2 separate regions of the Homo sapiens genome follow, and region 1 is linked to region 2. The links are chromatin loops, found by intact Hi-C in ENCODE. Cell type or tissue: body of pancreas. All regions are shown on one strand. Region 1 overlaps NOP53 (NOP53 ribosome biogenesis factor). Region 2 has its middle 6.0 kb from the start of EHD2.

Region 1 (2,500 bases), 50 kb after region 2:
ACCTTCCTGAAGCTCAGAACCAACCCTGTCCCTCCCCTGCTCGGAACCTGCTGTGGCTCCCCAGTGCCCCTGAGGAAGCCCAGCTCCTCTGTCAGCCACACGCCTGGGCCGACCCGGCCGTGGGGCTCCAGCCAGTTGTGCTCATGAGCGGACTGTGCCTTCTCCCTCTGATCCAGCCTTTGCCCTCGCTGTCCCCTTTTCTGTGTCGTCACCAGCCCACTTCCCGTGACTCCTCTAAGCCCAGCTTAGAGATGGCCATAGGTTGGTGGCTGTCATCCCAACACTGAGCCCCAGCAGCTGAGGGCCAGGCTGAGTCCCTGGTGCCCACAGGCTGCCCTGGGGGGAGACTGCATGGGGCTGAGCCCTGCCAGGACCCCGAGGAGAGGTCCAGGCCCTTGGGCTTCTGCCAGGCCCTGCTGAGGCCTCCCTCTCTGTCCTGTAGCCCGAGGGCAACATCCTTCGAGACCGGTTCAAGAGCTTCCAGAGGAGGAATATGATCGAGCCTCGAGAGAGAGCCAAGTAAGGGGCGGCCGGGGCTGCTGTGGGGCGAGGGCATCTGGGATTGGCCCCGGGCACTGATTGCTCCATTGTCCCTGCTCCAGGTTCAAACGCAAGTACAAGGTGAAGCTGGTGGAGAAGCGGGCGTTCCGTGAGATCCAGTGAGTCCACCCGGCTTCGGCGCAAGGAAGGGAGCCCTTCTCCCACCCCGTGGTGCCCACCGAGTCCCAGGGCCCCTTCCAGAGTGTGGCTAGTGGCTGAGCCACACCCCCTTGGCCATGCCCAGAAGAGGCCCTGAAACCAGAGCGGGGTTGGGAGGGTCCCCAAAGGGAAACTGAAAGGCAGGGGGTGTCAGGTCGGCAGGGGGTATGGGGCACCCTCTCACCCACCCTCAGCTCCTTTCCTCTGTCCCCAGGTTGTAGCTGCCATCAGATGCCGGAGACTCGCCCTTCAATAAAAAATCTCTTCTAGCTGATCAGTGGGCTCCACGTGTGGCTTGTGTGCCTCCTGCGGGCGGCTGCTCCCGGGTGCAGACTCTGCGTGTCCCCCCGTGGCGCACAAGCATGTAGGTGCCAGAACTCACCGCCAGAGCCTGGTGAGGGCCTAGGGTGTGTCTGAAGGGGTCATCAGCCGACTGGATCGTGGTCTGTCCAATAGCTGTGAAGCTGGCAGCCCTTCCAAGCCTGGGCAGATCCTAAAAAGACAGCAGGCAGAGGGCGCAGGGCTTATGGCCTGGCCGGAGTTGGGAGGTGAAGCAGAGGGCACAGGGCTTATGGCCTGGCCGGAGGTGGGAGGTGAAGCAGAGGGCGCGGGGCTTATGGCCTGTCTGGAGGTGGGAGGTGAAGCAGAGGTGAGGAGGAGGTTCCCCCACTGGATTCCGACTTGGAGAATAGCCCAGTTCCTTCTGCTGCGGGTGACGTAGCAGCTCTTGCCACACTGATAGAAGGAGTGGTGGCAGCTGACCTCTGCCGATAGAACACCTGCTATCGGGTTTAAGCAGGTGGATTCACTCACTGAACTCACAGCGGCCTAACCAATGAGGGCTGTACTTATTCCCATTTTAAAGGTGAGGAAATAGGGCTGGGCACAGTGGTTCACTCCTGTAATCCCATCACTTTGGGAGGCTGAGGCGGGCAGATCACTTGAGCCCAGGAGTTTGAGACCAGCCTGGGCAACATAGCCATACCCTATCTCTACCAAAAATTCGCCAGTTATGGTGGGATGCAGCTATGGTCGCAGCTACTGGGGAGGCTGAGGTGGGAGGATCACCTGAGCTTGGGAGGTGGAAGCTGCAGTGAGCCATGATCACGCCATTGCACTGCAGCCTGGGTGACAGAGGGAGACCTGTACCAAAAACTTAAGTAACAAAGGTGAGGAAACAGAGGCACATAAAATGAGGTAATTTTCCTCCCTTCTGTGCCTATTTTGAAAACGTTTTTAAAATCTTTACAAGAAACGAAAAACTTATTCTCACTGTAAATCATTGTCAAAACGTGTCTGTCACTGTTGACCTTTGCCCTCCAGTCACATCCACGCCCCTGTTCTGGAGCTGCCTGTCAAGCAGTCACTGCAGTGTGGTTTGAGTGATTATGCTCCCTGTGTGATTCTATTAAATTACATAATCGATTAGCCAGGCATGGTGGTGTGCACCTGTAGTCCCAGCTCCTGGGGAGGCTGAGGTAGGAGAATCGCTTGAACCTGGGAGGTGGAGGCTACAGTGAGCTGAGATTGCGCCACTGCAGTCTCTCCTGGATGACAAAGAGGACCCTGTCTCGACCCCCCCACCCCCCAAAAAACTAACGTAAATTTCACGCATGTACTTGTGAGGATAGAATTGGTTTTTTTTTTTTTTGGTGTCTTAGGATCACACTGTGCGTGATTCTGCAGCTTGCTGTCAGTGCATCTTGGAGGTAATTCTGTGTCTGTACAGAACTGCTTCCTTCTGTTTTGTGGCTGTGTGGAATCCCATTACGAGGGTGTGCCTTGTGTTTCTTAACCAGGC
Region 2 (2,500 bases):
CAGAGGTTACAGTGAGCCAAGACTGCACCACTGCACTCCAGCCTGGGCAACAGAGTGAGACTCCATCAAAAAAAAAAAAAAGGCAGATTTATGAAATAAAGTAGGAAAATATATTGCAAAGTTGCAATGGGCAACACAGCCAGGGAGAAGCTGACTGCAAGGAAACAAAGGCTTGCTGGGGGTTGTATAGGATGGAGTTGGTTTTTTCATTTGCTTTTTAGATAGAGTCTCGCTCTGTCACCCAGGCTGGAGTGCAGTGGCATGATTTCAGCTCACTGCAACCTCCGCATCTCGGGTTCAAGCAATTCTCCTGCCTCAGCCTCCTGAGTAGCTGGGATTACAGGCACCCATCACCATGCCCAGCTAATTTTTGTATTTTTAGTCGAGATGGGGTTTCACCATGTTGGCCAGGCTGGTCTCGAACTCCTGACCTCAAGTGATCCGTCTGCCTCTGCCTCCCAAAGTGCTGGGATTACAGGCGTGAGCCACCATGCCCGGCATATAGGAGAGTTCATGTTGTGTGCTGAAGAGGGCTTTGTGCAGTACTGATAATGCCAGGGTTACAGTGAGCTCACTTGCAGGTGTCTGGTGATACTTGGGCGCAGGAAGATTGAGTTATTTGTATAGGAGGGCTATGTCCTGGACAGTAAAGAAAGGCAGACCTGTAACTTAGCTGCTTTATCTTTTTGCTTTCCTGCATTCTCAGCAGCCTGACTCTCCCTAATTAGGACTCCGCAAGTGGGCAAGACAGCTGTCAGGCCCTAGTATGCCTTTGTGTGAACTAGAAAAGGGCACCCCTCTCTCCTGGGCCCAGAATTTGAAGAGCAGAGCATGAGCTGGGCTCCAGTCCCCTCTCACCCATTCAGTGAGTGCCTTGTGCAGTGAACAACCTGCCCAACTGCACATCAGGGCCCTCGGGATCAGGTGGGAAGGGAAAGATTCTTTGAGGAGGTGATATTTGAGCAGAGACATGCAGGAAAAGAGGGAGGAAGCCACAGGAGAGCTCTCAGGGAAGAGCATCCAAGGCAGAGGGAACCGCCAGTGCAAAGGCCCTGTGGCAGGAGCCTGCCTGGAGTGTCGAGGAACAGCGAAAAAGCCAATGCGGCTGCAGCCCATAAGTGATGGGGAGAGGTCTGGAGGTGAGGTCCGAGGGGGAACAAAGGGCACCTCATCGTGCGGGACCGTGTCCTCCATGGGGATGATTTCGCTGTTACACTGAGACGGGAGCTTCAGGAGGGCCCTGAGCGAACTTAGGTTCCCCAGCACCCTCTGGTGGCTGTTTGCGGGAATAGACGAGGGGTAAGGGTGGAAACCAAGCGCAGCGAGGAGGCAACTGCTGTGAGTCCAGGTGGGTGGTTGTGGCGGCTGGACCGGGGTGATGCACCCTGTTTCTCTGCAGGCCCCTGGAAGTGTTTTGTTTGTTTATTTTTTGGTTGTTTTTAGGACACAGGGTCTCGGCCCAGCACAGTGGCTTGCTCCTGTAATGCCAGCACTTTGGGAGGCAGAGGCAGGTGGATCACCTAAGGTCAGAAGTTCGAGACTAGCCTGGCCAAAATGTCGAAATCCGGTCTTTACAAAAAAAAAAAAAAAATTAGCTGGGTGTGGTGGTGTGCGTCTGTGATCCCAGCTACTGGGGAGGCTGAGATGAGAGGATTGCTTGAGCCCAGGAGATGGAGGTTGCAGTGAGCTGAGATTGCACCACTGCTTGCACTTCAGCCTGGGCGATACAGCCAGACCTTGTCTTAGAGAGAGAGAGAGGCAGACAGACAGACAGAGAGAGAGAAGGTCTCACTGGGTCACCCAGGCTGGAGTGCAGTGGTGCAATCACAGCTCACTAAAGCCTCGAACTCCTGGGCTCAAAGGATCCTCCTGGCACAGCCTTCTGAGTAGGTGCATACCACCTCACTTGGCTAATTTTTATTGTTTTATTTTTATTTTTTGTAGAGACAGGGGTCTCACTGGCCTATAGCAGTCCTCCCGCATCAGCCTCCCAAAGTGGTGGGATTACAGGCATGAGCCATGGCAATGGGCCCCCTGGGGTTGTATGTGGGTGGGAAATTGATATCTGGGGTCTCAGAGGGATGGACCATCCCCTTTCCTAGCTCTAGAACTACTCCCTCCACGTGTGAAATAAAGCACTATAGGAAAACAGCTGTTTCTTAAAAAAAAAAAAAATTTTGGCTGGGCGGGGTGGCTCATGCCTGTAATCCCAGCACTTTGGGAGGCCGAGGCAGGCGGATCATGAGGTCAGGAGATCGAGACCATCCTAGCTAACACAGTGAAACCCCGTCTCTACTAAAAATACAAAAAAATTAGCCGGGCGTGGTGACTGGTGCCTGTAGTCCCAGCTACTCAGGAGGCTGAGGCAGGAGAATGGTGTGAACCCGGGAGGCGGAGCTTGCAGTGAGCTGAGATCCCACCACTGCACTCCAGCCTAGGTGACAGAGTGAGACTCCGTCTCAAAAAATAGATAAATAATAAATAAATAGATAATTTTTTT

Evidence for each region. A loop is a pair of places that touch in the nucleus more often than their neighbours do. Peaks named below come from ENCODE experiments on the same cell type or tissue, not always from the same donor. Only the 100,000 strongest peaks of a DNase experiment are listed, where the experiment ranks them.
Region 1: a loop joins it to region 2, with 3 times the contacts of the local background. A loop is called at or near these places in 75 of 110 quality-filtered maps.

Annotation. Positions count from the first base shown.
Region 1 is chr19:47,756,086-47,758,585 of GRCh38, forward strand. It overlaps NOP53 (NOP53 ribosome biogenesis factor), which reads left to right. Exons shown (of 13, transcript NM_015710.5): 11 at 443-519; 12 at 603-659; 13 at 914-973. The coding sequence ends at 920. It overlaps NOP53-AS1 (NOP53 antisense RNA 1), which reads right to left. Exons shown (of 3, transcript NR_132382.1): 3 at 951-1,192. Among named protein-coding and RNA genes, the nearest start is that of SNORD23, 1.5 kb to the left of the region's middle. In body of pancreas, no CTCF peak of the experiment used is centred here; a DNase peak (open chromatin) is centred at 1,436; H3K27ac peaks cover 1,544 bases.
Region 2 is chr19:47,706,210-47,708,709 of GRCh38, forward strand. No RefSeq gene overlaps it. Among named protein-coding and RNA genes, the nearest start is that of EHD2, 6.0 kb to the right of the region's middle. In body of pancreas, a CTCF peak has its summit at 1,263 (motif pointing left); a DNase peak (open chromatin) is centred at 1,282.